2 separate regions of the Mus musculus genome follow, and region 2 is linked to region 1. The links are chromatin loops, found by intact Hi-C in ENCODE. Cell type or tissue: left cerebral cortex. All regions are shown on one strand. Links, peaks and the distances in the headings refer to the core of each region. The heading gives the core; the rest is flanking DNA. Region 1 holds the start of Pex3 (peroxisomal biogenesis factor 3). Region 2 holds the start of Gm51759 (a long non-coding RNA gene).

Region 1 (16,288 bases), core at 7,545-12,544:
AGATATCTTCAGTCATCTGTTCTCTGTAACATTTTAAAACTTCTATTTATTTCACATGTATATGTATGCGTGCATGCCTGAATGTGCATCGTATATGTGTAGGAGCCAGTGGAGGTCAGAAAAGGCGGCTGCATTCCCTGGAACTAGAGTTACACATGACTATGAGCTACCATGTGAATGCTGGGACCCAAACACAGGTCTTCTACAAAAGTAGTAAGGATTCTTAACTTCTGAGCCACCTTTCCACCCGCCATGCTAAACATTTCTAATCCAGACACAAATCACAAAAAGATCTGCAGGTTTGAATCTGTCCCTCAGTTTTCTCATCTGTAAATCGAAGCTAACACAGGGCCTGCCTATAGAACTGCACTGGGATTAAGGTATTTATAATGTTTACAGAAGTACTCATCAGCTCATGGAAATAGCCTGGCTACTGTGACCATGCTTTTTGATGTAAAATCTTCTTGGCACGGAAGACACAGGAACGTGCTTGCATTGACTACCGGATTGTATACTCTGATCCTTTACGCAATCACATTCATCACTACGGCCCTGTTACTGTACTTAATAGTAAGTACTTCCAGGAGTCACAATGGACTGTTTGTTCATTATACTTTGTGTTTGATTTGAATTTCCAATGTTTATTCAATATTACGCATCATTCTGAATCTGTAAAATTGACTCATCATACAAAACAAGTCATCTATAACACTCCAAAAAACAAAGAGTATTTTGTATTCTGAAACTTTATCAGTGGTGTCAGCTATGCACGTAAACAAACATCATGTCATGTGTAAATTTACTGAGCTTCTCCCCTCAGTCTTTAGTAAACTCACAGTCAAGAAAGACAAAGGACAAAGCCCTGAAGTGCTCCATTATCTTACAACACTTAGACTGATACTGACCTCGCCTGTAGGAAAACTGAAGCCCTCCATGCCTGTGCTCTACCCACCAAAGATTTCCAGGGTACAAGTTTAATCACATTATTTGTAGTTTGTCAAGCTTTTTAGAGAACCTGTATTTTACCTCCTAGTGATCATGCTATGCTATTTTTAACTGTCTGTAGTGGGATATCTGCTGAGGATTGTGATGGTCACGGCATGTGCCAGCTCCATCTTCTAAGAGCAGCAGGATGAACCAGCAGATTCATTACTATGTTCATACCGCTCTTAGCTCATAGTACTCAGGTAGGAACTCCTCCAGGGAACTGGACCTGCTAATTCACCAAGCTTTCTTAAACTGGGAAGAATCATTTCAGGCTTTTAATTTTTTAGGCACAGTCTCACTATAACTATATTGGAACATGGCTAAAAAGACTAGGCTAGCCTTGAACCCATAAAGAATTGTTTGTCTCTGCCTCCTAAGTACTGGGGCTAAAAGTATGCACCACTACGCCTGGCCCAGGTATTTCTTACCTCAACGTCTTTCTTTCACAAGAGTCAGAGACCTTCTTTCCTCTTCCTGCCCCCTCTCTATTAGTCTTCATAGGCATTTTCCCAAGACACTGCTTACACACCTTTCCATTTGATTCTGGGAGGCCCAATATGGCACAGGATTTTGTCAGACTGAGAGGTATTCTGCGATCCCAAAGTAACCTTTCACCATTTTATGAAAACTTGCACACTAATCTGAAACAGACTATTCCTACCCTCTAACCATTCACTGAGATGTATGTCCTCAGGAGCACCAGCATGTTCAACATGATTTGTAAGTCCACATGCTGAGGAGTGCCTATGTCCCAAGCATCTTATGTGCAGTATCTTGCTCTCTTCTCACAAACCACTTCTCTTTTTTAAGCAGGGACTGGCTATAAGGCCACCTGGCATCAAACTCGGAACAATCTTCCTGCCTAAGTATCCCAAGTGCTAGGATGTAGAGCAGACTCCTTTGTACATGCTAGGCAAGCACTCTTTGCCAGCTGAGCTACACTCCTGATCCTTCCCAGTACAGTTCTGAAGTAAATTTAGGAAGGCCATTTTACGGGAAGAGCTGAGGTTTAGGTTAGCTCAAGAACACAGATAATACAAATCAAACAGGAAACTGCTCTGGTGACCAGCCTCTCCCTAGAGCCTCTGTCAACCTGGTTGTGCACTTGAGCTGTCACTGTGGACAGCAGTTTTGAATAGGGTTTCACAGAACAGAGGCATCTGACTAGGTAGGATCACTTCAAATATAAAAGTCACATGTTGTTGTGAACTTCTCTTCTCTTTGTGAGCTTAGCTTTTCCATCTAGAAAATGAGGCAAGTGAGCTAGCAATAAAGTTCTCTCAAATCTAGAGAAAAATTCTACTTGTAAAGCTGAATCAGATACACGTAGCTCTGTAAATTCCTTCTAAAGTAAGTATCCTTGAAAAGAAGTGTTAGGGAGTTAGAAAAAAAAAAAGCTGTACATAGTAAAAAGAATAGACCTGACATAGATTTGAGAAACTAGTTTTCAGGCATTACACCAGTTAGAACCTAACTCCTTGCTCTCTTCAAACATGAGCAGGTTGATTGTATTGTGGCTTTTTCCCAGTAGGTTTCTGGCTCTGGTAGTTACATTATTACCATGAATTAATTAACACAATAGAGTTAAGACTCTTGGCTGTGATCTACAAGGCCTCTTTCCACAGTAGCACGTCCCTCTCTGGCTCCAGCGCCTGTGTGCTGTTTCTGTAATGTTTCTAGCATATTCTCATCTCAGGCATGTGCTCTCCCTACTGTACTGAGTGAGGCTTTTCTGCACACGCCATCTGGGCAGAGGTGTGAGCCCCAGACCACACTCCTTCCAGCTTTCCTCTCTGTACTGGATCCATAGCAGCCTAAGGTCACTTACTGGCTGTTTGCCATCTTTTCACCAGAAGAGCTGCCAGAGCTCAGGGGACCTTACTCTGTTTACTGCCTACTCCCTCAAGGAGTGGCAGGCACTGTGGATACATAAATCCATGAATGAATATATAAAATGAGTATTCATACTGTTTTTAAAATCCACAATGAAATTATGTATCTCTGTTAACAGGACTACTGAGATTTAGCATGCTTTCCTCAGCTTTTCCATAAACTGGAGCCTGAGACCGGGAATTAAAGCAAACCGACAAGCACTTTAACATACAAATTGTGTGTGTGTGTGTGCGCGCGCGCATGCTTACCTGTCATATTGCAAGTCCTCTGGTTGCTTTCAAAATGGTACTGTCGCCGAGCTTGGGCAATGTATTCTGCAGCTTCTCTTTCTTGTATTTCTCTAATTTTTTTCTGTCCATATTTTCCCAGGATATATACTCCTAAAATCATTAAAAAACAAAAAAGTAGTATATTAACTAGAGTACTAAAAATTCCAACCAATATTTAAGCAATAAATCCCAATAATTCCAATAAATTTTTGATTAAATTATGAGGTTTATATTAGGGTCAACCTCAGAATTACAGCTTCTCAAAAACTTTTATTAAAGAACTGAAAAAGGGAAGGAGATTGTAGTATTTATTTATTTATATTATATGTATAAATATATTTTAATATAGCCAGTAAGTAAAGAAGAGATTGGCAGACAAGCAGCAGAAAGGCACTGAATTTATAAAGTCTGGCAGCATCTTTAATAGTTAACTGAAGATATTCTAAACATTCAGCAACAGAGGATTATTTAAATAAATCATGATCTATTCACATAATGGTATCTTATGCAGCTATTAAAAACCACATTGCTAAATAGTTAATGACTCAAGGAAAGATCTACTTTATACTATTAGGTGATAAAATAACATCCAGGAAGTTTGTATTTTAATAGAATAGATACACAGAAAATTACATATTTAATTTCTAAAGTAAAATAAACTGTGATAATTGGGATTTTGTTTGCTTTTCTATATTTTCCATGTTTTCTTCAGTGACAAAGTTCATATAACTTTACAAATCTCTACAATAAAAGATTTAAAGGAATGAAAGAAAGGTATATAGTCAGGAAGACATGTATTTATCCACCCATGTTTTAGAAAAAAGTCTGAGAAAATAAGAAAATGTAATCTACTTTATCTAAAACTTACTAACTCAAATGACAAAGGGAGCAGGAAGACAGCATCATAAGACAACAGTATAAAATATGGCAGGGTTGTGTGGTCTTCAGCACAGACAAGGTAAGTGAGTGCAGTTTTGTCATATACTGGGGGAGTGACCATTGGTTTTCTTAAGTGGGAATATGATGAACATTCCAGTGTTAAAATGTGATCAGTATACACTGGCAGTCATAGCCTCTTCTTTATTTTGGACAATTCCACATATGCATACAACACACTGAGCTCACAGTCACCCCTGTCCCTATTACCCACTCTTATTTCTCTCCCACTCCTGCTGATGCACTATTTTTCTGAAGCAGTCCCCCACACAAGATGGCGTGTTTTAATAAGCCATTTCTGATTAGCATCAGATAGTTTACTAAACAGTACAATGACTAGCAGGAGTCAGTAAGTGTCTAAGACACTTGATTAGCTGAAACATTTTAGTACTATTTCTACAAACATGGATGTAGCTTTAGGAAGGCCGTTCTCCTTTTTCCGGCTTAACCTGGAACCCAGGAAAGTCTTCCAAATCCAGAGTTACAGCAATGATAGTGTCTGTCACCTTTGTTTTGGGTACATGATTTTGTCAGAGTGCCAAAGAATACCAGAATTCAACAAGCTGCATTACTGTTTTGTCTTTGCTAATAAGTGCCGATGTGTGCCAGAACTTGCTTTCATTATAAATTCTGGCGGCAAGGGCTCAGGGGGCTAACCATTTCTCACTTATCTCCACTGTCTGTGGCTTACAGTATCTCCCCAAAGGCCACAAGGATTATGTACATCTAGTTGGAGTTGGTCTGTTTCTCACAAGCAAAGAAAAGGTAGTCATCAGGAACTGCAAAGCAAACATATCCTAAACTATTTTTACTAAGACAGATGTTGTAGATGATCTAACAGATTATATATCTTTAGATAGTTCCACAAAATTCTGTGCTAAATAGGAATCGTATGGTTGTTGTTACTACACATGTAAATACATGCACTATAACTAACCTTCAAGAGCAAACAGAAACTCATAAAAGCTGTTCATCAGTTGTCTTTCTGTAGCATGACAGCAGCACAGCCACACCATCCAGCTGAGGCAGGAGAGTAGCCTGGGATGTACTATGAGAACCTATTCCCCCTCCCTCCTCACCAAGATCCCAAGAGAATGAAGAAACTAACTTTGATTAGGCAAAGTGACCCTCCAACAGGCAATTCTGGTTCAACTAGTTCCGAACGCATTGCTTGTATCTTATCTCCATACCATATCACAGAAGGTTACATACACTGCGATTATTATCTCTCGTTATATTGTAAAACGAATCATTGATGTGACACTCTTTACTTGGTAACTGCAGTATAGTCTAGCTAAAGCTAAAAAGGAAAATAATTTGTTAAGGGCTAAATTGTGTCCACTCCTGGCTTGTGCCATCAGCTGATATATTGAAGGCCTAGCACCTTAGAATATAAGGTCGATACAAAGTGAGATCAATGGGCCTCGACCCAACATGGCCAGAGTCCTGAGAAGAACACAAAATTTAGACAAAGATATGTGTAGAGAAAAGACAATTTGCGAGCTCCTAGAAGCTCTGTGGCTTTATAACAGTCGGTATTCAGTTACAGAAGACAGCGTGAAACAAGATGATCATCATGTGGCACAGCCTAGTACAGATCCCTTTTAAGTGACTGAAGAAACAAACTCTACAGACACCTTGATCAGGGCTATTAACTTCAAAAGTATAAGGTACATTTTAATTTTGTAAATTTCTCCTTTGGTAGGTTTTTACTGTGGAAGCACCAGAGAAGTCACACATGAGATCAGGCTTAAGTCCTAGACACACTGTTTTACCTTAGTTATCACTGATATTGCTAGTCAAGGTCTAGTTTACTTAGGATCCCGTATACAAAATTCACAAACTGACTCCTTCTAATGTTTCTCTAGGAAATACTAAAGAAAGAAAGAAAACGATCATTAGCTAGCACAGACTCGGGGCTGTATATGCTTCTCTGCCAGGCTGACTCTAGGACTAGAAAACAGGCATTAATGATGGCTCTTGGTCAGCAAGTGAGGTAACTTGGAGCAGGTCACTTACTCCCTCTGGATATACATCTTTTTCGTGTGTAAAATCAAATAGCTTTACCAAAAAAAAAAAAAAAAAAAAAAAAAGTGAAAATGTTTCGACATTTCCTTGCATGGCCAATTAAGCAAAATATCTTTGTATAAATCATTTGTTTTAAAACCATCTCTCAGGCTTGTCTTCCAGGATAAAGATTTCTATAGCACAACTATTTTCAATAACAATTTGAAATAATCCATCAACATTGTTTCCAATCAAGCAGATCCCCAACTTCTAATGTTTACATCTTTTCCATCTTTTCTCAGTGCTGAGTAGTGAACTTGTCCATGCTTAGCCAGTGCCCGCTTGGTGACATCTTCATTTCAGTACTGACGCATTCCTGAACTGTACTCTACACCTGAAGAAAGAGAACCTGACAGAAGAAGTCTATATTTTTCTAAAGCACTTTAAATGGTTTTCATCCATAGCAAAGACCTAGAAGCAACTGCACACAGATCCTGCCCACATTACATACATGGCATAGTAAGGCAGCCATTTCACACTGTGTATTACTTTATTTCCATGCACACTCTCCAGACTTAGAGAAACCGATGTCTTACTCCTTGTGTATTCAGAGTCCAGTAGAGTTAGAGTAGGCCTTATTTTTGTTCAAATGTTAAGTGAATAAATGACTCGAAAAATCCCTAACGAGGTTAAAAATTCCAAGGCTTAAGATATAACTCAGTGTTCTGTGCTTTTAAGAACTCAGCGATTGAGTCTAGCTCCTCTGTTCCGTGACACTTTCTCTTGTCCAGTGGTTTTCAAAGTATGGTCTGGACCTCCCTGGAGTCTGTTGGAGATCTATGAGGTCCACAATATTTGTGTCATACTGAAATGTTGTCACTGGCACTCTACACTCTTTCCCATCAGACAGTTTGAGAACCACTGCTCTTCTCCAGCCTCAATGGTCAAGTGGAGTAAATGGACACACAGCAATTACCATCTAAAGGGTAGGAACTAGAAAGTCTGACTTTAGAAGCCACACAACCCAAAGTTCTGCTTGTTGTGTTTTTCCAGCATTAAATATCTAACTCTTTGATCATACATAATAACACCTTACTCAGCTTTCAAAATATGCAACTCCTCTTGTGAAATCTGCCTCATTTTATACAACTCCATGCTGCTGCGTACCACTAGGCTCTGTATTCAACTCTATCACGGTCTAGTAACAGTATTTCACTTATTTCTTCATTCTTAAAACATAAAGAACCCACTGAGGCAGAGTGTAGAGTATGGGATGATAATATGCATTGGGATCTAACACACTTGGGGTTGAATTCTTATTTCCTTGTTAATAACTCAAACCTTTAGCAAGTTTCTTAAAGTCTAGGGACTCTAGTTTCTCAATTTTACAATGGCCTAATAGTAACTATACTGCTGCCATTTCCAGAGGTTGGAAAGGACTTAGTATGCTGTTTAACATATGGTGGGTCCCTAGTACATATATGTGATTAAAATATATATAAATTATACCTATTTAATCATACCGGTCACAATAGTATAATCACTTAATAAATATTTCATATTTCTTAAAATGTAAGATAGGAATTTTCTTACAATACAGAAAAAATATGAACTCTTACAAATAAAACTAGGTAAGTTCAACTCTTTTTTTTTTTTTTTTTTTTCGAGACAGGGTTTCTCTGTGTAGCCCTGGCTGTCCTGGAACTCACTCTGAAGACCAGGCTGGCCTCAAACTCAGAAATTTACCTGCCTCTGCCTTCCAAGTGCTGGGATTAAAGGTGTGCACCATCACTGCCCCGCTCAGGTTCAACTCTTTTTTTTTATTTTCTGAGACAGTGTTTCTCTGTATAGCCCTGGCTGTCCTGGAACTCACTTTGTAGACCAGGCTGGCCTCGAACTCAGAAATCCGCCTGTCTCTGCCTCCGGAGTGCTGGGATTAAAGGCGTGCACCACCACACCCGGCCAGATTCAACTCTTTTAAGACTTTTTGTTTTGCTAAAAAAGCAATAGTGCTTCGATTATACCTTTGAATCTCTTCCCCCTCCCTTTTGTTGTTGTTTTGTTTTCTGTTTGTATGTCTTTTGTTTTTTGAGACAGGGTCTCAATATGAAGCTCTGGGTGTTCTGGACCTTACCTCCAACTCAGAGAGCTGCCTGTCTCTGCTTCCGAGTGCTGGGATTAAGAGTGTGTGCCACCACACCCAGTTTTTTCCTTCCTCTTCATCTCCAAATATAAAACTCTCAATATCGTTTCAAAAAAAACCTATTACTATATGCATATACTCTTTAATTTCTCCTATGATTATTTCTGATCTGCCATTAAGTATTTCATAAACTGTAAGGGTTAGGCTTTTCCCTCTGAAATTGCTAGAGACAATTTTCTTCCCTTAGGTAGAGCAAAAATTTTTCTTTATACGTCTTCCATGACAACTTTATCTTTAGCATATGTATTCTATAATATTGGTACAATTTATATACCTTAGATATTAGAGACTGGAGGTAATATAAAACACATTGTATCTATAAAGTATTTCCTATAAAATATGAACTATTATTCATTTGTGCTATACCTCAGAGATATGCAGAATGTGGTTACTGTTTTACAAATGTCCTAATATTTTAAGTCATATTATGATATATTTATACACACACACACATAGATCAGAGGATAGTGGTAACAGTTCTTAAAACTCAAGTTTTAAAAATTCTTTTAAACTCCCTTTTTGTGTTGTTCAAAAGATTCCCTTCTTAAAATCCCATAATTATTAACTGAGGGTTGTCTTTCCAAGACAAAGGGTTTAAAGCAGTGTGTGTGTGTGTGTGTGTGTGTGTTGCTCCTTCCCTGGGACCCAATGCAGTCAGCCTAGGCAAGCACTCTACCACAAAGTTACAATTCCAGCATCAAGATTTTTATCCTGTTTCTAACTTTCCTCTCAGCCAGTGAACTCAACTATATCACCAAAATGGATCATGACCACAACCTTGCCAGTCCTGACAACACTGCAGAATAAGCACTGTGTTGATATATAGTTTGTACTTTACAATTGGAGAACAGAAATTATCTGCTGTATATTTTACAGCAACATGCTGTTTTCGGTTTACCTTTAAACACCACCTCAAAGAGCAGACTTAAGATAATGGCCCTAGAATATTTCGAAACTCGTGTGAAAGGTTGAAAGCAGAGTTGACAAACAGAATGAAAATCTAACAGGAAAGCAAAAGAAGAAAATTGGAAGGCAAATGTATCTATCTATACGAGAATAGTGCTTTGAAAAGAAACTTCATTGGGGTAGACTCTTGAAGGCCCATGGGGAGAAAAAGGACGGGGGCAGAGTGAGGGGCAAAGGGCACAGAGATCCAGATAAAAGAACTTTAGAGGTTCTTCTTTGACGGTTGAGCCAATCCCTTCGACAAATCCCAGTTTGGTATCAGTGGGCCCTGCCTGTTTTTATAAGTCACCTCTGTCACTCCTTTCTGCCAATGGCCCCTTCTAAAAAGCATGTTGTCACTCACCTCCGAGGACTGTGCCCAGGAAGATGCATTTCTTTTTGTGACGTTTCAGAAAATTCCACATTGATCTCAGCATCTCCAGACCCCGTGTTGTGTGGGTTGCCTAGGGGAGAGGGGCTGGCTCACCGTGTCTTCCGTCCACCTGGCCTGGACCTCCGGCAGCAGCGCGGTGGCGGCGCTAGGTGCTCTCCAGAAACCACAGACGTTTCTCTGAGCAGAGGTTGTGGCTTAAGCGGAGGAAGGGGGCGTGGACTAGAGCGGAGCAGCGACGCTTTCGGTCCCCCAGCCGCCGCTTACTGATCCGGGACGCCTGGGTCCGTCCGCAAATAGCTCCCGGGTGCCTCGTCTTTTCCCGTCCTCCTGGAAGCAAGGTCCGCTCCCGCCGCGTTCCGCTGTCCTCTCTTCTCTCGTCCCTCGGCCCGGAGTCTCTGAGCGGCGGAGGTATGGAGGAGAAGGTGGAGTCCACCACTACTCCAGACGGCCCGTGCGTGGTGTCCGTACAGGAGACGGAAAAGTGGATGGAGGAGGCGATGCGAATGGTGAGGAATCGGGCAGGTGGATGCTGAGAGCGCAAACTTTCTCCCGGCCATATCCTGACCAGAGTAGTTGAGCAAATGTGCCGGGCGCGCTATCTATCATGTCTGAAAATACCTGAAGCAGCAACTTGTTTTATTCTAGGGGGAATTTTTCTTTAGCTTTGTCTCATAGTAATTGGGGTGAAGGGAAAATACAGAAACGGTTCGATTGATGTATTACAGGGAGTCTTATCTGCCGCCTGGGGATGTGTGCTCCCTACCTGCCTATCTTCCTTCCCATGTGGACACATACTTTCAAATCCATAAAGCCACATTATTTTATGGCTTGCTCCCATATAATGGGAGGAAGCTGATGTTTCTGTAAAGGGTCATATCAAAACGTGTCCTGGTACAATCCTCACCGATGATGTGTCTACTCTTTCTACGATACTTTTCTCTGCCCTTGTATTCCCTTCCTTCCTGCGATTCTTATAGATTGCTCATCATGGAGAGCTCTGGTCGTATTTTTACATGTTTTCCCAAGCTTATTACCCATATCGATGTGTGGCAGGGATAGACGTTTGTGGCAGGGATATACATACAAACTATGTATGTATACACAGTTTGATGCTGGGTTTTCATTCTGTGAACATGGAACACCAATTTGTTTACAGCATTGTAAAGGCCTTAAAACTGAGCTCAGCCTTTGGTGTGGGGATATTATTTTTGTTTATTCTTTTACAAAATTAAAATATCTCACCTTTTTATTCTAATGGTTACAGAAGTTCACCTTCATAAGAAATTAAAATCTAGAAGACAGAAACATGTTTTCCACCCCACGCCCCCAGACAAATGGCATAATGCATTCTTTTAATTTTTTAATTAACATCTTTTTTTTTTTTTTTTTTTTTTTTGGTCATCTTTCTCAGAGCTCGGGGTGGGAAGAAGAGAGCCTTTGTTCATCAGTTGTCGAGTTGAGAATTTGTTGGTTTAAGGAAGATCAAGTCACCATTTCAGTGGCAGAGCTTTGGCCTCTTCCAAAGAAGGCCAGCTTCTTAAGTTCAAATCCATCTAAACAGTTAGACCTATTTGACTCAACTCTTTTGCATTTGTGACAAAGGGAAGGGACAGACTGGAAGAAATGGGAGGGGCAATGGAAAGTCTGAGACTGGGTGGAGTGTTGTGGATTTTCAGCCTCAAGCTTTGAACTTGTCCATAGAGGAAATGCATGCACATTTGCATGTATTTGCCCTGGGAAGCAGTTCTTCTCAATCAACCCCCATAGACTGCTTTCCTAGAGCTTCACTTTCTCTCAATGGCCGTTGCATCTGCTCAGCCACTCACCAGCATCCTGGCCTACAAGCTGTGCCTTAGCAATTATGTTGTATGTCTCTTTAAGGTAGCCCTATCATTTCTAGTGAGATAAATTTGCTGGAAGGAGAGAGAGAGAGAGAGAGAGAGAGAGAGAGAGAGAGAGAGAGAGAGAACGAACCCAGAGGAACTAGGTACCAAGAAGCCCAGTCCTCCGTTGACCTGGAAGTAGAGAAAGGCTGCCAAGACAGCAATGTTCTGCAGCATGTTGGGTGCACAGTGGATAAAGCTCTTGACACTCCCTATCTCTTTGCTTCTACCTATGTACTTCCCACTTGGTTGGGGAGTTTAAAAATAAGTGATTGTTGTGTGCACATGTGTGTGGAGCAGGTGCACATGTGTGTGTATGTATCTGTGTGTGTGTGCTCGAATGTGTGTGAAGATTCCAGGACAACTTTTGGGAGGAGAGAAATTTTTCTCCTTCCATTTTTTCTCCTTCCACTGTAGGTTCTGCGGATGGAACTCATCATCATGCTTTCACAGTGAATCCTGCTGCGCCATCTTACTGGCCCAGCCATCTCACTAGCCCAGTCTTCGATTCTCTTCTACATGTCTGAAGCGGCTCACATTACCGTATCCTGTGCTCCAGGGTGCAGTCTTACCGAAAGCCTTGTCACGTGTCTCTCCCTTACTAACTCCTCCCTCTCCTCTTGTCGCTCAAACCACTCTAAACCATAAACCAGATGAAGGATCTAATCACTGAGGTCGCACTGGTTACTAAGGAGGCTTCGGAGGGAGAGCAATGCAGAGAACCCAGCACCAGACACTAAGATTTGCTCCAATTATTAATGGAATAATGAGGAAAATCAAACTCCCTAGATTTTCATTCCAAATGTCTTAAATGGCTAAGTTAATTGACCTCTCTGTGCCTCGGTTTCCTTACCTACACAATGGAGCTCAGTATTCCTATCACATTAGGATTATAAACAGAATGAATTTATAGTTACAAAGTGCTTAATATTTTATAAAAATTTTATAAAAATAAAAAACACTCCAACAACTTATCTACTTAGATTTTTTTCAACCATCTCATCTTGACATAGCATTACCTTTTAAGAGGTCTGTTGGGAGAGGTACAGTCAAAAGCTGAGAATCTGACCCAAAGGAAGTCATTTCTTCAAGCCAATGCTTTTCATTTCCACCATTCCACCTAAAATTACCTTTATTGCCGCCTTGACACAACTGACAAGCCCTTTCTTTTTGACCTGTATTTTCCTAGGGTCTTGTATAACAGTCAACAGACCTGCTTTACTTTCTCCCTCCATAGGCCCGCTACATCCTTCTTTAGCTTAGTTATTAACTTTTCTCTTTAAAATAATTTTAAGCCACAGGAAACTGCAAAAAGTGTACACAGAGAAGACCCAGCCATTCAGTGTTCTTCCGTATAACAACTGTTACTCTGCTATCAGAGCCAGGGAAATCTCACTGGTATACTCTGAAGAACTTATTAAAGTTTCATCAGCTTACTCTCTGTGTGTGTGTGTGCGGGTGTGCAACATGGATCATAGACTTTTATGAATATATTTTTTAAATTTCCAATATACTTTCCAAGTTTGTGCCATTTTTACATAAGGTATCCCTAAACTTTCATGTGTCTCTTAGAAGTTGTGGGAAAGAGTGACATCCAATCTGATAATTTTTATGGTATCAGTACTCCATGGGATCATAGCTATAATCTTAGAGAAGATAAATAATAATAATAATAATAATAATAATAATAATAATAACCAAGTAGAATTTTACCAAGGGAAAGTATTATAGCCAAATATTTATATGTTATACATTCCCCAACCTCTTTGTAGATATGTGTATCATCTCTGAGAAGGGGCAGCCTTGGTAATTTAAGAACACTGGTCAAAAGCCATTGATTACATGGGCTTTCAGTGAGAGAAAATGAGGCACAGGACCTGGTAAGGGAGACATCCCTGAGTTCTCCTTAACACAGACACCCAGCAGAGAACACAGCACAGTATAGCCCAGAGACTGGTGAGCTTTGAGCTGGTGAGCTTTGAGCTGGAGAAAACACAGCCATGTCTCTCTGCCTAGTTCATTATCCACACCCCAGTTCCCACTGCATCTGTTTTTATCTGTAGTTTTCTGAGCACTGAACATCATCTCTCAGATTTCCCACTTTGTGTTTCAGGCCAAAGAAGCTTTGGAAAATATTGAAGTTCCTGTTGGCTGCCTTATGGTCTATAACAATGAAGTTGTGGGGAAGGGAAGAAATGAAGTGAATCAGACAAAAAACGTGAGTGGAGCACTGAGAACACACACAAATACAATGACTATGGTGGGACCATTGGCAAGATAAGAACCAATGTGTCCTGTGGGGCAGTTCCCTGCCCTGCCCCCTGCTTAGACTGTGTGTGTGTGTGTGTGTGTGTGTGTGTGTGTGTGTGTGTGTTAGTGGAAGTGCATGCATACCTGTGGAGGTCGCAGGTTGAGGTCAAAATGTCTTCCTCCATCCCTTTGCACTGTATTTTGAGACAGTACCTCTCTCTGCACCTGGACCTCATCAGTTCAGCCCGGCTAGCTGCCAGGGAACCCTAGGATCTTTCTCTTTGCTGTTTCCTGTACTGGGGTTGTCTATGGGAATATGTGGCTGTGTCTGGTTGTTTACATGTATCTGGTTAGTCTGAATTCAGATTCTCATTCTTTGCCTGCAAGCTTCTTACATACTGAGTGGTCTCTTCTCAAGACATCCTTTTTCTTCCTTTGTAAATGATTTTTCTTTTCATGATTGTAACAGTGACTCAATTTTTGTTTTGTTTTAGATATCAAATTTTCAGAAAAGTTAAATGAAACTATAAAACTGTAGTAGATAAATTTTCTATTTCTGCATTTGTAATCTTAGCCAAAAGCTAAGAATGGTTACATCTTTGAAATTTTATTATGTAAGCCCCCAGTTAAATGCTTTCTTATATAAGTTGCCTTTGTCATGGTGTCTCTCTTCAAAGCAAGGTGTAGCTGCAAAGATTCTCTCCCATTCTGTAGCCTCTCTCTTCATTCTGTGTATAGTTTCCCATGCTGTGCAGAAGCTCCTAAAGTTGTCAGTTACATGTGTATTTGGAGGTTTTTTTTTTTTTTTTTTTTTTTTTTTTCAGAAAGTTTTTGCCTATATCTGTCTCTTGAAGTGGTTCCCAACTTTTCTTCTAGGGAGTAAAGTATTTCAGATTTTATATTAATATCGTTGATCCATTTGGCATTGATTTTTGTGTAGGGTTAGAGAAATGTGTTTAATTTTATTCATAAATGTAGATATTCATTTTCCTCCATACCATTTTTTGAAGAGGCTGTCTTTTTTCCAATATACGTTTTTTTATGCTTATCAAATATCAGGTGCTTATAGCTATGTGGATTTATTTTGGGTGCTCTATTCTCTCTCACTGATCTTTATATCTGTTTTGCTGCCATATTCACTGATCTATATGCCTTTTCTGTATCTACTGAGATGATTGTGTTATTCACGTCTTTGACGTTATTTATTGCATATTGTATATTGTATATTGCATCTATTGATTTGTATATGTCAAGCCAACCTTGCAGTTGTAGAATGAAACCATCTTGATTGATGTGTGAGCTACTAATTCTTGCATTAGGTTTGTCAGAATATTGAGAAATTTTGGATCTATATTCATCAAGAAAGATGCTCTATGCTTTTCTCTCTTTGCTGTGCCCTCACGTGGTTTGCATTGGAGGAGGAGTTTAGTAATGTTCTTTCCCTTTTCATTTTGTGCAACAGTTTAAGGAATATTGGCATTAGGTCTTCCTCAAAAGTTGGGTTGGATTTGGCCACGAATCCACCCATTCCTGGGCTTTTCTTTGTGGGATACTTTTGATTACTATTTCAATTTTATTGCTTGTTATATATTTAATTTGTCTATATCTTATTGACTTCATTGTTGGTATATTACACATGTTTAGGAATTCAGTTATTGTAAAGGTTTGTTTGTTTGTTTAGTGTGTATATGTGTTGTGTGACACTATTCTGGGGAGGTGTGAACAAATGCCTATTCGCCTCAGATAAGGAAGCAGCAGAGCAAAATAACGGTATCAATGAAGCCCAGCTTGGTGGACCAGTTAGCATTATTTGAGTTACTAAGAGGAAAGCTTGCCCCAGAATAGAATCTGGAAGCCTGAAGCCCATTGTACAATTTTCAGGCAGCTTAGCAAGTTGGAGAACATTTCTTTCAAATACCTTAGGTGTTCTGAGCCTCGTCCAAGCAGAATGGCTGATGTAAGCGTGTCTTTTACCAGTCTTACTGCTTATATGCACTTGAGGATGGGGGGGACACCTAGTATATCCAGTTATTTTCAGGGACTTCCTGAAGCCTTTGAGTTGTTTACTTCCTGAGTTTAAAGAACTTTTCTGCAAGATGGAGCATTTCATGTCAACCTAAAACATCCTGTGTCTTAAGAATCTCACATCCAAGGTAGAAAATTATGTGCACGTACGCGCATGCGTGAGTGTGCCTGTGTGTGACTGCATGCCTCTAGATGCCTTCAGAGGCAAGAGAAGGATGTTGGAGCTCCTGGAACTGTTCACTGGCGCTTCAGGCACTTGTGGACCGCCCAGTATGGGTGATCAAAACTGAACTCTGGTCCTCTGCAAGAGCAGCAAATGCTCTTAACCTTGGTGCCTTCTCTCTACCCCTGCATTAAAATCATTTTAGTAAGAGGAAAGAAGAGTACCTGGATAGCATCAGGCTATGTTATGCTTGGCGTGGCTCAGATTGCTCCAGGAGCTGTAGAGGAGAAGATAACCGTAAACTCTAGTTCAGACATGGAGGATCCAGAGTTT
Region 2 (16,288 bases), core at 3,686-8,685, 560 kb after region 1:
GTAAGACAAGGTCTCACTCTAGAGCCTGGGCCAGCCTTCAACTCCCAATCCTCCTGCCTCAGCCTCTTGAGCACTTGGTTTAAGAGGTGTGTGCAACTATACTTAGATGATAAAATGTTTAATTAAGCTAAACACCATCTGTATGACTCTACCATTTTGCTAAGATAATCTAACCTGCAGCAGTCAGCAGAGAACCCTACAGCAATGGGGGTTGTCTCTTATCCTTGGCCTCTTTAAACTATGTGGCTCAGCTCTGGTGGCTGCATGAAAGGGATTTCTTTGCTTAAAATGATTAATTTGAAAGGTTTTTAAAATTATTATTAGAGGCTGGGGGGAGGGGATCTAAGAGGAGGTCCCACCAGGTCTGCAGTTTCAAGAAACCAGTTCTGAAATGAAAACAGAGATGAAGAGAACAGGAGGGAGAGAGCATGGGGGGGGGGGAGGGAGCAGGAAGGAGGGAGCACAGATCCATCAGGAGGGAGGGGGAAGGGGGTAGGGAGCAGGAGCAAGGGAAAGGAACTGCAGCAGCCAGTTGACAGAAAATAGCACATACAGAAAGCTGGCTGTGGAATAAATCACTGCTTTTGCTTTGGATACTAAATAATGTACTATTTGTAGAAATTGATTCAGCTGACATCTGATTTTGCTAACAATTACCCCTTTAGGGGAACTTAAAATTTTCATTAAACATTTTTTAATAAAACTGGAAGTAAATCAAAGTCCATTGATTATTTTTTTCTCTTGTCACCTTCCATATCTGATAGATTTAGCAATAAAGTTATGGGTTATCAATGTCTTCTTTGAAGGTGAGGATCATTTACTCTCAAGGGTCCATTCTTGTTCTTCCTCAGTTGGTTTATGAGACAAGGCCAGGTTATTAATGTCCTAATAATAAAGAGTTTGGATAGTTATAAAAAAGAAAACAAACTCTATTTGACTTAGAGCTTACAGAATTAAACCCAGACCAGAAACTTCACTATGTGTCTCAGCTCTTAAAGCAAGACTGGCTTTTCACCCTTTCCACTTCCTAGTTGGGCTGAATTTAATGATCTGGAAATTTACATTATTATATTATTATTTGTCTTAAATATTATTAACTTTATTATTATTTAAATTAATGTATTGTTAGACTAAACATAAAATTACAAGTGATCACAGAAGTTTGTAACTATTTGCTCCTTAAACCAATGAGCTCACAATGTGACTTACTGGTTGTTAGATATGCTTTTTGGACCTTGGTTATAACTATGGTCTTGCAGACATTGCATTAGCTGATGGATTTGTGTGGGAGACTTGGTGCTGCTAATACCAGAGGAGGACAGCAACTTGCAGCCTTAGGCTGGGGGAAAGGAGTGGGGACGATGACGCTGCAGGAACGAGGAATCAAACAGACATTCACCTACCTCCTGTAGACTGGAACTCATTTTCAAAGGCACATCAGCCTGGAAGAAGTGTATATAGTAGGCATTCAATATGTGCTTGAAAACGCCATAAAGCAATCAGAAACATTAAGTAAGCAGTCACAACTGGCAGTCACCGGTGAACATGGGTTTGCCTAAAAAAAATCAAATTTGCATTTTACTGTTCTTTGCTGTATAACTTTTCTGTGCTCTAGAATAGCAATACTTCATGGATCACTTCAAATCAAGCAACCTATCTACCTACCACCTCCCTCCCTCCCTCCCTCCCTCCCTCCCTCCCTCCCTCCCTTCCTCCTTTCCTTCCTTGGATCAAAACTAGGCTCCTGCACATTCTGCCATGAATAGCATCACCAACCCCTAAGTTTGTTTGATTGATAATAATTTATCAATTCCATACCGATGTGTGGAATACTTTGTGACACTTTCATGAAAATGGGCAATTGTAGTAGAACCAGGCCCTATGCAAAATGGCAGAACAAGCACTTGGAGTTTGCTTGTCAAACCTCCTTTTAGGATAACTCGGGAAGAGTCGCTCTTCTCATGTACATTATTTGACTTTGTGTGCTGGTGTGTGCATGCATGTGTGGTATATGTGTGGTGTGTGTACTTCATGAGTTCGTGTGTGTCCTCATGTGTGTGCTGTTATTTCCATGTGCATGAACTTAGGTGTGTATGTTGTGCAAGGTGCATTTGTGTGGTGTGTGTGTTTGCCGTATGAGTTTGTGTGTGTGTTATTATGTGTGCATGAGTGTGTTGTGGTGTAGGTGTGGGCACATGTGTTTATGTGTCAGTGGTCATGTGTGTGCTTCTGTGTATGGATGTGTTTATGTGTATATGCGAGTGCGTGATGTGTATATTCATGGGTTTGTGTGCATCTGTGTGTGTGTGTGTGCATGTGTATGTTTCCAGCACATGAAGATCTTCCCTAGTATCTCACAACCACTTGACACTTAACACTAGCACTCTTGACACTTTGAAGGTGAACAATGAGTTAGCTAGGAGAGTCCTTTTTTTTTTTTCCGCTAGGAGAAAGATGTGTCTAAGTAAAGCTTGTGAGATTGATGGGACACATCTTGCACATCGGTATCTGTGCCCTTCTCTCATCTTTCCATGCTACTTCCAAATCTTCAGTTCTCAAAACTCAACTACAGTTCCCCCTGTAGCTGAGGAGGATCGATCCTTCTGTTAGAGAGGCCCTTTTACTGAGAGATGCAGGAGTCCTGTCTCTGGCAATGTTCTACTGGTCCAGTCATCACAGGGTTTATTCAAGTGAAGGCTGACTTTATTTTGGAGAGTTCTTATCTTAAGGCTGGCAGGTTTGTCTGAGTCTTTTCTTAAAACTATGATTTAGCATATATTTTTAACCTGAAAGAAAAATTAAGATCGTTGGAGGCTCTTATAGTGCCTGAGAGGTTTGTTGGGGAAATATTAGCCTTTTGCAAAATTCACTGAAGTCTCATTAAATTAATTTTTTTAGAATAACTCAGGAAGAGTAGAGATTGATGGCAACCAGTCCTATAAACAATGGGGTTCTTCAAATATCTGTCTTTTATGAGTATACTCTTTTTCTTGGCTAATTTAATGAAAATAATATATTACAATCCACAAGTAAATATCTGATCTGAAGAACTGTTTTCTTCCAAGACAAGAAAGGCCAACAAACCACTTAGATAGAAGCAGGGATACTTGGGCTTTCTAAGTTTCAATTACACATTGGAGATGAATGTTTGGAAAATACTCTCAATATTAACTAAAGAGCGAGAAGCCTGCTAGTGACAGAGCAGCCAGCCTGTACCCAGTTAAAGAAACCATACTTACCTCCTGCTAAGGAGTCTAAGTTCAGAGGAGCCTGAGATGGTTTTCTGTTTTTGTTTTCAAGGCTATAATGTAATCACAACATTTTGCCCTCCCCTTCCCCACTCCTCCAAACACTATCAGTTACCAAGCCTTACTCTCTTTCAAATGCATGGCCTTATTTTTGCATTTTATTTTTCTTACATGCATAAGTGTATATGTATTCCTAAATCTAACCTGCTTAGTCTGTATAATATTAAAAATATGTATGTTTTCAGAGACGACCTTTTGGTATTGGATAACTAGTGGGCAAGCTCTTCCCTTGGAAAGACTGTTTGATTTTTTTTTTTTCCTGTCTCAGCGCTCCCTAGTTGCCTGTACTTCTTTACATAAGGTTGAAGCCTTGTGGGGTTTCCCTGTCTATTTTGACATCGTTGCTGTCTTTGTTTAGCTCATGTTTAGGTAGTCACGTTGGTGAGACTTTATGGCGTAGTTTCTGACATTACTAGGAGACACAATCTCCCAGCAAATTCTCTGATCCTCTGGCTCTTAATTCTTTCTGCCCCTCTTCCACGATGTTGCCTGAGCCTTAGATGTGGCCGTTGTTCTCTAGATGCATCCCTTCCACAAGTCTGCATTTGCATGGACTGTAGTTTTCTGTAATGGTCTCCATCTGTTTCAAAGACAAGTTTCCTTGGTCACAAATGAGGACACATACTTATCTGTGGGCATAATGAGAAATATTTAGAAGGTAGTTAAAGGCTATGTTGCCTCAGGGAAGTGGTGGTTGTAGGTTCCCCTCCAAGATCCATGTGACTCACTAGCCTTGTGTGTTCACTGGGTTTCTGCAACCCGGAGACTTTTTAAAACAACATTCATCAGCAACCTTTATGGCAAACTTAGTATTTATTAAATGTGATTTTTGTCACCTGGTGATTTTCATACAAATCTAATAACCTAAAAGTAAAGTTGTTTTTTTTTTTTAAAGTGGTACGTTGTAAAAAACAATGTACCACATATTCATTTCTAGGAAATGAAATCAAGAAACCAGCAGTTTGGGGAAATATTTTTCTTTTATTTTGATGGAGAAGCCAAGCTTTAAAAGATCACTTAAAATTAATGGGAAAATTAATTTTCCAAGAGAGTTTGACTATGTCTTCATTTTAATAATGAAAATAATTGCCTAGCTTGCAGGACTATAAGTGATTGCCTGTCTGGGCAAACTCACTCCAATCAATTCTGTGATATTCATCTTAATATCATTGGAATCTCTGCGTTAACATCACAGTAATGTTCTACAAGGTCAGAGCATAACAATGTCACTAAGGTTTGTTGATTTCCAAGAGAAAACCAAACTTGCAATAATTCAGGTTAAGTCACAGAATTATACATCTGTTGGGTCTACTTTCTTCTTCTTTGTGTGAAGTGGTGAAAAGGGAGCAGTAATCTGAAACTTCAGAGATAAGAACGTGGTCTGAGAAAAGTATGTCCCATTTCCGGTAACCCTTGTACAGCCAGAACTAAGGGCATTTCCCTGGTCTCAGCTTGTCAGCCATTCACAGGGGATGCCTGGTCAGTGGAGGTGGCTGGCAGTAATAGTGAATTGGAATTTGTGCTGATCTACTGAGAGCTGAGCTCTCTCTGTCTTTCTTACCTCTTCCTGTGGTGACTGTTAGATACCCAGTTACGGAAACTGCACAGAGTTGTTGCCTAAAACTTTCAGTTATCTATGGCATCTTGGCTCCATTTATGTCTTAGATGATGCGAATGCAAAAGAGTTCAATGATTTGTTCTCCTTTTATGCTGAGAGATGACATGGGTTTTGTTTGTTTGACTTTAGTATAAGTTCCTATTACAAAGGGACTTTATTTTCACTCTTTGAAAATGAGCAGACAAATCTTTATTTGTAAGGAAAACGAAATTTCAAGTAAATAAAAAAAAAATCACATCCCACAATTAACCAAACCCGCAGTCTTTGCAACTCAGTAGAATTTTGTACAATTAGAATAGGCATTCGGAATAGAAGCTGTGCAGCTTCACATTAAATTTTACACTTTTGATAGCAATAATATCTTATGCACCACCCAAGCCCTCTGCCCAAAAATCCAGAATGGACTTAGAACTAGAAAAACAATTAACCTTACAGCCTCTTCTAAAACTCACACTCATTATCTGGATTCAGTTCCCTCCTCAATCTCATATGTTAGCCTTTGTTGTTTTCTGTTCTTCATGTGATACTGTACCCACATGTGTATATACTCACATGTATACATATATTATTTTATACATGATATTTCTCTCATATTCCACATACAAGAGAAAATGTTTTTGCTTTGTTTTTCCCCCTTTCTGAGGCTGTGTGACCAGGCTTCTTTTGAATATGATTCTCCTCCTCCTCCTCCTCCTCCTCCTCCTCCTCCTCCTCCTCCTCCTCCTCCTCCTCCTCCTCCTCCTCCTTCTTCTTCTAAGAGATGCTATTTGAGTATGGTGGTATTTTCTTTTCTTTCATTTTTGGCTTTCAGACATTCTTTCTCTTCCTCTAATGGGAAGCAGCCATGGTCCTTGTCTTTGATGACATTTCCAGGTTAGAGAGGAGCTTGACAGCTGTCATTTTGAGTGTTCACAGTGGTTGATTTGAGGCAAGAAGAACCAAGTTTAAAACAGAAAATAAATCCAGCATTTGCTTAATAATTTGCTCTTGGCTGCGGTAGAATCTTATCTGGCCACCCACATTCATCTGCTTGCTGACGTGGCTTCTGCCTCAATCGCAGAAGCTATTTTTTGTGCCTTTTGTGTCTTTAGAGGAACCAACTGGGCCTGCTTGCTTGTAATGAGTCATATCTTAAAGTGCATAGGGTGTCCCAAAGTCCTACTTCAGGGGTGCAGTAAGGTGATGAGGGGAAGGGAGGAGGGGTGAGAACCCTCGAAGTCTTTGTAAGAGGTGGTCCCAGGACATGGCACCTTTTCACTGTCGGGTTGTGGTTCTTTAGTTCTTTGGCAAAAGTTTTGGGATCATCTTGCCACACTATAGACCAAGGTGCTGTTGCAGTCTTAATTAATAAATATACAGTGTCCATCTGTGGGCATGGCAGTCATTTTTTTTTTTTTTTTTTTTTTTTTAGTATTCTGATGTCCTGTGTAGCCCAGATTGACTTAGAATTTGCTTATCTTCTGCCCTCAGCTTCCTGAGTTCTGGGATTGCAGGTAGGCAATACCACACCAAGATGTATAATATTATTTTTTTGTTAACCTTTTATGCATAGAGTCAAAAAAATCTCAGATGGTATACTTGGGTTAAGTAATGTGATCTTCCTTGAATTTCTTTATACTAGATTTAGATAAATATTAATTCATAGTATAATAAAGTTCTTTTCTTTATTACTTACTAGTATCTATGAAGGAGCTCTAGTTTTTTCTCTTTTTTTGGTTTTGGATTCATAGTTCAGAAATTAATTTTAGCACAGAATGTAGCAGCTGAAAAGGAATTTTTATGAGGTTGTCTGAGCGTATGAAGTTACCTGATGATGACTCTCTATAGAAGCTTCGTGGGGAACCTCTGAGACCAGGAGACAGAATGGCAGCTTGAACTGCAGGGCCACAGCTTCCATGCTTGGTGCATTTGATTTGATTTTGTGCCCACAGTGCACATATGTGTGCAGTTGCACACACATGCACATGGAGGCAGACTTTGGGTGTCCTTCCTTAGGCACACTGTCCACTTTAGTTTTTGAGACAGTCTCTCCCTGGCTCGGAACTCACTGAGTATGCTACACTAGCTAGCTAGTGAACCCTGGAATCTGCCTAGCCCTGGCTGGGGATCAAACTCATGTCCTCAGGCTTACCAAGCAAGCACATTATCAACTGAACTATCTCCTTAGCCACAGTACATCTAGTTGTAACTATAGCATTGTGTTTTAAATTGCTTCTACTCTGTTACAAGAAATTCTCTTTTAATGAAAATATTTATTCAAAGATTTGCATTATGTTAAAAGAGAAATTTTTTGTAACATTTTTTTTAATTAGGTATTTTCCTCGTTTACATTTCCAATGCTATCCCAAAAGTCCCCCATACCCACCCCCACAATCCCCTACCCACCCACTCCCCCTTTTTGGCCCTGGCGTTCCCCTGTACTGGGGCATATAAAGTTTGCAAGTCCAATGGACCTCTCTTTGCAGTGATGGCCGACTAGGCCATCTTTTGATACATATGCAAGAACTCCGGGGTACTGGTTAGTTCATATTGTTGTTCCACCTATAGGGTTGCAGTTCCCTTTAGCGAGAAAATTTTTAAATTAAAGTAATGCTTTTTGAGTGATACAATCCCAAATTTTAGTTTTTGAGAGCTGGCAGTTTCTGTGGGTGAAGACACACAGCATGCCCATTAAGTTAACTGTCAGCACCAACAGCTTGAATGTTCTTGTTCATCCTTCAGGTTCTCAGAATTTGTCTGTGAACTTCAGTGAAGAGAGTTGGGAAGCAAAAACATTGTGATGTAGTTTATTGATATGAGGATAACAGGTTAATAACTAAAGTTCATTATTCTCTCCTATTGATTTCATGTGTGTTTGGAAAAGCAGTTTGGCTCTACAGTGAATGCATATATAAACACCCTCAGCCTGACAGGTGTGCTCCATTTAGAGAGAAATACCTTGTACGACATTTGTTTCTTTTGATTTCTATGCTAGGCCCACTTTAACTGTAACTTTTTCAATGGGGAGAGTCTCCTTTGAGAGTACATGTTTTTCTGGCATAGTTTATCCCCATATAAAGTTCTTAGTAATCCCAACCCTTATAAAAATAGCTTTTGCAATGCGATTGGGGAAAGAGGTCCCTGGAAACAACTGTCTGAGGCTCTAAAAATTTTATGATCAGATATTAAAAGTGCCATGCTAGAATCAAAATAGGTCATGTGCCTTGACTACATCTGCATGGCTACCCACTTGGGAAAACACGTCTCCATTTTCTCGGCACTCTCACATGTCAAGGTAGACTGCAAACAGGTCAAAGTACGGGACTGCCATCCGTGATTTGGTTTTCCCAGAAGTTCTCTCAAGTTGTCTGGCAGGGTCCCAGAAGATACACAGTTCTCTCCTCCTATTGGCAACTCAGTCATTTTAGGAAAAAAATAAAGATTTTATGGAGATTTTTACTAAGAGGAGCTTTTTTTTTCTTTTTTTTTTGCATAATTCATCTTTAAGGAAAGGACCTTTCCAAAATGATCTCCAGGAAATCAGTGTTCATCTGAACATTGGCACTGGTCTCAAGTTTTGAGAGGTTCCTTACCTCCTGGTACCTTCTGACCTTTCTTTCTGAGCAGTAGCTCATCAGTTGTATCATAGTGGTAGTGGTGATACCTACATTTACCAGTCGTGATCGTGTGTGTGTGTGTGTGTGTGTGTGTGTGTGTGTGTGTGTGCGCGTGCGCACGTGTGTGTGTGTGTGTGTGTGTGTGTGTGTGTGCGCACGCGCGCGCGTGCGAGTGGTCTCCGCTCTAGACAGGACCTCTTGTAGCCCAGGCTGTCCTAAGAAGCTAAGGATGACCTTGAACTGCTGACCTTCCCCTCTTCCTCCCCAGTGTCAGAATTACAGCTGAGGAACACCATGCCTGAGCTCATTTGTTTCTTAAAATATTTGATTAATGATCCTTGGCAACAGGAAAGTCTGTGTGCTTTCTGTGCCTATAAGTACAGGGCCACATAATCCTGCAAACCAATAAGAACGGCAAACCACAGCTAAGAAGCCGTGTTGAGTTTAACAATGTCTTATTAGTGAAATTGTAGAAGAAAAGAGGGTGAGCTTGTTGCCTGCTGGCATTTTACTACTTAGGATGTGATAATCTAGTAATGGTCCCTTAACATTTGCTGCCACCTACGTGAGGGTTAATTTCCCGAGATTAACTTTTTTCCCCCTGAGATAATGGTTTTCCCAGCCAAAAAGCAACACGGTAAGGTAGGTCTGCACCACGGAGCCGAGCCATCCCACCTGTCTTGCTGCCTAGCCCACTCTCTCTTTCATGCTGTAGCCCTTTCTTGTGTTCCAGTTGCCACAGGCATGGCTGCATGTGTGTGTGCATGCACATGTGCACGCGCACGTGGACATACACACACACACACAAAACCTGGAACAGTCACCCAGACTAGAATACCTTTTTCGGTACAAGCACCTCTGAAAAGTGCCACTGCCCAATGCAGTGACTGTTTTTCGTGACATCAAGACACCTTTTGGCTGTCACCCCATCCACAGGAACCCTCAGAATCCTCTGAATTTTGTCCTCAGTGCACTGAAACACTGGGAAAATTTTAAATGTGAATGTGAGACTGAGCTTGGAATATCGAGTCCTTTGTTGGCAGTGAATGCCAAAAAATGACTTTGTGTGGGTTTGGTTACCATAAAAAGAAATCCCAGTGAATAAAATGATAAATAGCTGTTTTCTTTTCATATAAGAATTGCTCTGCTATTGAATTTTTTGGCATATTAATCAATTGGGGAAAACTGGTATTTACTGACATGCTTTTTGAAAATTTGATAAATGGGTGTATATGATCAGAAAGAAATAATCTAGTTGTAAGTTACCAAGTTTATAGAACTTCATGGCTTTAAGCAGACCTATGTCAAGAAAGTTAAATTCAAATCCTGAAATATGCAATGGTACATTTGATTTTTGAAATAATACTAGTTTCCATAATATTTCCTGGACTCAAATAAATTTAATTTATTTTATGTGAATTTTCTCCCTATTATACTTTCCTCCCTAACATACTCTAATATTAATAAAATGTTTTCCCATTTATGACTATTATCATACACTTTAGTAATAAAAAACAAACCAAAGAATTTCTGTTTCTTTTGGAAAGCTAAACCTCTTAGTAAAATATCAAGTAACAACAACAACAACAACAAACAAACAAACAAACAACCCCATGTCTTTATCAAATGCTAGGTTTCACTTTGAAAGTCTTGTGGTCTTTAGAGGGCCTTCCTTTCCTTGGCTTACATGAAGGAAAACAGCAGGGGAACTGTTGAGTCTCCTCAGAGCCGGCCTTGGGAGTAAGAGAAGACTGCACCACATGTAGTCCATTGCCAGTACTTTCTATCACGTTTCCTTTCACAGCCACGATAAAGTGACTCACGACAGGCCGTTCATACATCCCTCCATGTCTATAGTATCTGTCAATGTGATCCTGAAGTTCCTGAGGGACCCAGCACGTTTTGCCCTTTCCCACCTTTCCTGTCTCAGGAAGATCCAGTGACTTATGAGTAACAGGGAGTTTGCCCCCACCCCCAATGGCACCTGAAAGAAGGATGTAAAATCAAAATTTAAAAATCATACATAAAAGGTTCATTTGGAATGGAACTTGTTCCTAATTTCATAGGGGTGTGTGTGTGTGTGTGTGTGTGTGTGTGTGTGTGTGTGTGTTTTACATACATGTTGAGTGTATAAATGTATGCGCCTTGATTTTTGCATGGATCCTGGATGTGGGGGTTGAACTTGGGTTCTCAGACCTGCCAAGCAAGCACTTTTAGCCTACTGAGTTACCACACTAGCCCCTCTGTATTAGCAGTCTCGAGCATTTCACTGGAACGAGGGCTGACTCTGCTATAGATGAACGTGGATCAGAGCATCCTGGGCCTGGGAGGCCCACACAGCTCTTCCTGAAGGACCTGGGAGTAAGAAGGAAGTCCTGGGAAATGGTGTTAACTCCTGGATTAAATAGTCGAGCAGCGAGCAAGCATCAATTGAAAGGCGCTTATCCAGAAAGTCTGCCTTTGAATTGTATATGGTGCTTTCTCTCCTCATTCTGAAATCTATTTTCAGAATAGACCTATTCTTTGATAGGAGTTTTATTTGGTTTGTCTGTTTTGTGTTTTGTCCTCAGTAAGGATGAATGGTATGTGTCTAGTCACTGGTTTTAATTGAGTGCTGTAAAACGTAATGGTAGCTGTCTGATTTAGAAAGATAACTATCTCGTCAGATGAAAACATTAGTACATTATAGCCTTTCTTTTCAAGAAATTCTGTCCTTACTTCACTTGAAGTTTCTGCTATAGCAAAATTACATATTCTGTGTCATACAAAGAATAGGAAGTGATAAATGCTAATTTTCACTTCTGAGGTTCATATTTTCCTTTAAAGTATTGATCGCTAAAGAACAAAGGCAAGCAATTTGTCTTGACAGTTTCTCATATTCTCCTAAGGAGCTGCCTAAGTCATAGTTCAAACACTATTTAAATTATGGAGTTATTCCCTAAGAAGTCACAAAGAAAAGTGGCCATTTTCTTTATCTCCAATGTGAGATATTTTCTTCTAGAGAGTTCAAAACTTGAGGATTTAAAGTAAGTGAAAATTTGGGACTAGGTGAAAATACTTAGAGAAGAACATTGAAGATATAGGAATTATTAAGTTTTGATAAGACATTGGAGTGTGAAGATGAAATGGCTAGTGTTCAGAGGTCAGCCAAGTAGGATTCCAGTCCCTACCCTCAGTCTCCTGATGTCTTTCTCCTCGGTGGAACAGGAGTAGTAGGTCTACAGCCTGTAAGTGTCATGAACTAAGATAACATACATGCAATCTTTTGCATTTTAATTGTGTTGGTGTAAAAGAAATGTATCAAAAAAATTCAGGTGACAGCAGATGCTGGTGAGGATGTGGAGAAAGAGGAACACTCCTCCATTGTTGGTGGGATTGCAAGCTTGTACAACCACTCTGGAAATCAGTCTGGCGGTTCCTCAGAAAATTGGACATAGTACTACCGGAGGATCCCGCAATATCTCTCCTGGGCGTATATCCAGAAGATGTTCCAACTAGTAAGAAAGATATATGCTCTACTATGTTCATAGCAGCCTTATTTATAATAGCCAGAAGCTGGAAAGAACCCAGATGTCCCTCAACAGAGGAATGGATACAAAAAATGTGGTACATTTACAGAATGGAGTACTACTCAGCTATTAAAAAGAATGAATTTATGAAATTCCTAGGCAAATGGTTGGACCTGGAGGACATCATCCTGAGTGAGGTAACCCAATCACAAAAGAACTCACATGATATGTACTCAGTGGATATTAGCCCAGAAACTTAGAATACCCAAGATATAAGATAAGTGGATATTAGCCCAGAAACTTAGGATGCCCAAGATATAAGATACAATTTGCAAAACACATGAAACTCAAGAAGAACGAAGACCAAAGTGTGGACACTTTGCCCCTTCTTAGAATTGGGAACAAAACACCCATGGAAGAAGTTACAGAGACAAAGTTTGGAGCTGAGACAAAAGGATGGACCATCTAGAGACTGCCATATCCAGGGATCCATCCCATAATCAGCCTCCAAACGCTGACACGATTGCATACACTAGCAAGATTTTGCTGAAAGGACCCAGATATAGCTGTCTCTTGTGAGACTATGCCGGGCCCTAGCAAACACAGAAGTGGATGCTCACAGTCAGCTATTGGATGGATCACAGGGCTCCTAATGGAGGAGCTAGAGAAAGTACCCAAGGAGCTAAAGGGAACTGCAAACCTATAGGTGGAACAACATTATGAACTAACCAGTACCCCGGAGCTCTTGACTCTAGCTGCATATGTATCAAAAGATGGCCTAGTCAGCCATCACTGGAAAGAGAGGCCCATTGGACATGCAAACTTTATATGCCCCAGTACAGGGGAACGCCAGGGCCAAAAAGTGGGAGTGGGTGGGTAGGGGAGTGGGGGGTGGGTATGGAGGACTTTTGGGATAGCATTGGAAATGTAAATGAGGAAAATACCTAATAAAAAATAAAAACAAAAAACAAAAAACAAAAAACAAACAAATGTATCATGAGTGGCAGCTAGTGTTGAGACTTCCTCACTCTAAGTGCTCAGGACCAGTTCAGCAGTATTAGCTTATTTTTTTTTTAATTTGAGAATATTTGAAACTATCTATCTCTCTATATATCTCTATCTGTCTATATCTGTACCTATAATTTATATCTCTCTCTATAATCATATCTATTTATATATATTGCATACATATGTACACTATACACACACACACCTAGATATCTGGAAGTCCAAGTATAAATTCATTTATATGCATAAAATAGAATAGAATATAGCTTGAAGATAATGCTTATAGTACTTTTAGTGTATCTGCCTTTTGAGTGGAACTCACCAGGTATGGAACTTTACCTCTGGGCATCATGTTGGTGCTCAGAGGTTTCTTCATGGCTCTTTTTCCTCTGTGAGTCACATTTTAGTAGTCTACATACACATTGCTTTGTGCACGTGTACAAACAAATCCTCAAAGGTAGCTTATTCAGCACAGGGATTTCTCAGCTGCACGTCAGCTGCTTTGTTGCAGTCAGCATTACCACACAGGCTACGGTGGAGACACCACCACTTGCAGCTGATTGGTGAGATTTATCTTCACAGCCTCGGGATCCACGGGGTGGGCCCTACATTGATGATCCCTTGATGGAAGTCCAGGATTCATGTAAATTCTCAACACCATGTTCCCCTCCTCCTGAGCTGAGCTGGTCACTCTCCTCTGACAGACTCCTTCACTCTTCTGCAATGCAAGTATTATGAAAGCAAACAATCCATTTAAATATTCAAATCCTAGATACTGTTTTTAACACTACTATTTTCAAATTTTGACATCTAAGAAATTAGCAGTGAGTTAATCATATTTAAATATCTAAAAGCTTTGCTCACACACACGTGTGCACGTGCACACACTCATACACACAGTAGTCTTGGCAAATATAACAATCAGTATTTAAAACTTTAACTAGATTTAAGTTGTTATATAAAACAAAATTAATCCAATTAACAGGGTGAACATTCAGTACTGCAAACACTGTGCAGTTTAAATCCAGCTCAGGATCATTTCTGAAGTTTTAGTTGTGGTCAGTATTTTTCTCCCTATATCAGAGCATTTTGCTCCTAACCTCCCTTAATAACCAGCGATCACATTAGATTCCACACAGGCACATTATATGGTCCCCCCCCCTGCCACCTACCCCCCCCCCGTGTGTGTGTCTGTCTGTCTGTTTGTCTGTCTGTCTCTGTCATTTCACTTCCTGTAATCATCTTCAGTTATATGACAGTGCAGATAATGAGACTCCATCTTCTGTGTGTCCGTGTTTGTGTGTGTGTGTGTACATGTGTGTGCACATGTGCATGTGCAGGCTAGGAGAGGCAACAGTCTTCATCAGCCACCCCCTACTTTGTTTTTGTCTTTTTGAGATGGGGGCTCTCGTGGAATTTGGAGCTTGCCTGTTCAGCAAGACTAGCTATCCAATCATGTGCCTGTCTCTTCTCAAGACTCAAATTCATTCTCATGTGACAAGCACTTTTCCAAGCGAGCCATCCCAAAAGCCCCCTAATTTTCCATCCTTTTTAAGGCAAAGTCAAATCACAGTGTGTATGTTTCTGTGTAAATGCTAGAATTGTCTTTTTCTGGGCCTGTGAAGAATGCCTGTTGGCTTTTTGATGAACATTGCATTAAATTCATAGATTATTTTGGGTAGTAAAGTCATATAATGATATTGCTTCTTATTATCCATGGAGCTGGGTGTTCTTTCCAAGTTTTTGTATATTCTCTATTATAATTTCTGTGGTACAGATCTTCCAACTCTTTGGTTAAATATATTCTATTGTTGTTGTTGAAGCTGTTGCAAATGGGATGACTTTCTTGAATTCTGTTTCAAATATTTTGTTACTGGTATTTGCCTACTCTAGCTTTTTTTAAAAAAAAATACACACACATACACACACACACATACACACACACACACACACACACACACACACATACACACACACACACATATATATCTATCACATCCCTCAACCTCCTGAACTTTTGCAGTAAAGGAAGCAATGGCTCAGCTCTCACTACTCCTGCTGCGACTCAGCATAAGGCCTAGCACTCGGATAGCACATTGGAAAATAGTCCTTGCGTGTAGCATTGTAACTTTTCTCCTTAGTGAAAGGAACATTAGACTTTCTATATTTGTATAATAATGCTATCCTTTGATGGAATGGCTTTTTCCTAATGGCGTTTGTTTTGTACGCAGGAAGCGTCAGGACAATCATGCCCATGAGAACTCTCAACTGTTCAGGTAATTGTCGTGTTTAAATGACCCTTTAAACTGTCCCCAAAGCAAACCTTGCTTTCCAGGAAATGAAGGCTTCAGGATAGTTCTGTCAGAATACATCAATATGATCTCTCCAGAGTCTTTTGATGATCTTTGTGTCTTCTGTATTTGATCTAGCTCTGTTGATTGCAGTTTTGTAGCTACAAACATACCCATGTGTTGTACTAACATATTATATAAAATTCCATTTAGATATGTTTTATTACATATGCATTATCTAGAATTGATTATGTGTGTTATTTACTTTTTATATTTTATATTAATAAGATATATAAGTATAACTTATTATAAGTTATGGAGTTTTATAATACACTTCTGCACGCAAACCATAAAACTTGGGTAGGGATAGCTCTAAGGTTTCTAATTAAGCTGTTAAAAATCATATATTATAAATATTATTGAATGACATACTGTCCTTTAAATGCTTTTTTGATGTGTCCGTTCAGTGGAACCGAAGGCCTCATAGACACTAAGCATACTGCTTTGTCACTGAGCTCTGAACCCCATATACACTTCGTAAATAAAATGCAGGAGGATTTATAAAATCTGTCTGCACATCAGCCATGAAAGAGTTCAAACCTGTGGCAGAATTCTGAGTTTAAAATTATTATCTTTTAATCAGATAACTAATGCAATAGCTGTAAATAATTTATTGGAATGAAAAACATTTTAATTTTTCCAACTTGAGGCTGATAGTTTACCATTGGTCTTGCTGTCCTCTTGGGCACTTCTTATGGCGATCCCTTTTCTTTTTCTTCAGGCCGTTGTACTTCAGTGAGACTGGCTGTTGAACTTTGCTGTAGTTGATGAGCAGAATTTCTGGGCTCTTCATCATCCCAGCCCCATCCTAGTTGAAAAAGATTCAAATGCCCTAACTTTGCACTTTGCTTTTGAAGAAGGACATTTCTAGGATGGAGAGAACTGTGTTATAGTTTGG

What was found. Hi-C counts contacts between places; a loop is a spot of excess contacts. Peaks named below come from ENCODE experiments on the same cell type or tissue, not always from the same donor. Only the 100,000 strongest peaks of a DNase experiment are listed, where the experiment ranks them.
Region 2: a loop joins it to region 1, with 2.8 times the contacts of the local background. A loop is called at or near these places in 1 of 42 quality-filtered maps.

What each region holds. Positions count from the first base shown.
Region 1 is chr10:13,543,222-13,559,509 of GRCm38, forward strand. It overlaps Pex3 (peroxisomal biogenesis factor 3), which reads right to left and starts at 9,921. Exons shown (of 12, transcript NM_019961.3): 1 at 9,605-9,921; 2 at 3,129-3,260. The coding sequence starts at 9,677. Adat2 (adenosine deaminase, tRNA-specific 2) reads left to right here and starts at 9,686. Exons shown (of 6, transcript NM_025748.4): 1 at 9,686-10,140; 2 at 13,631-13,735. The coding sequence starts at 10,045. In left cerebral cortex, for the core only: no CTCF peak of the experiment used is centred there; a DNase peak (open chromatin) is centred at 9,943; H3K4me3 peaks cover 1,835 bases; H3K27ac peaks cover 1,117 bases.
Region 2 is chr10:14,111,182-14,127,469 of GRCm38, forward strand. It overlaps Hivep2 (human immunodeficiency virus type I enhancer binding protein 2), which reads left to right. Exons shown (of 9, transcript NM_010437.2): 3 at 15,271-15,315; 4 at 16,112-16,288. Gm51759 (a long non-coding RNA gene) reads right to left here and starts at 16,113. Exons shown (of 3, transcript XR_003948830.1): 1 at 16,053-16,113; 2 at 13,362-13,757; 3 at 1,349-1,555. In left cerebral cortex, for the core only: no CTCF peak of the experiment used is centred there; a DNase peak (open chromatin) is centred at 5,991; H3K27ac peaks cover 1,724 bases.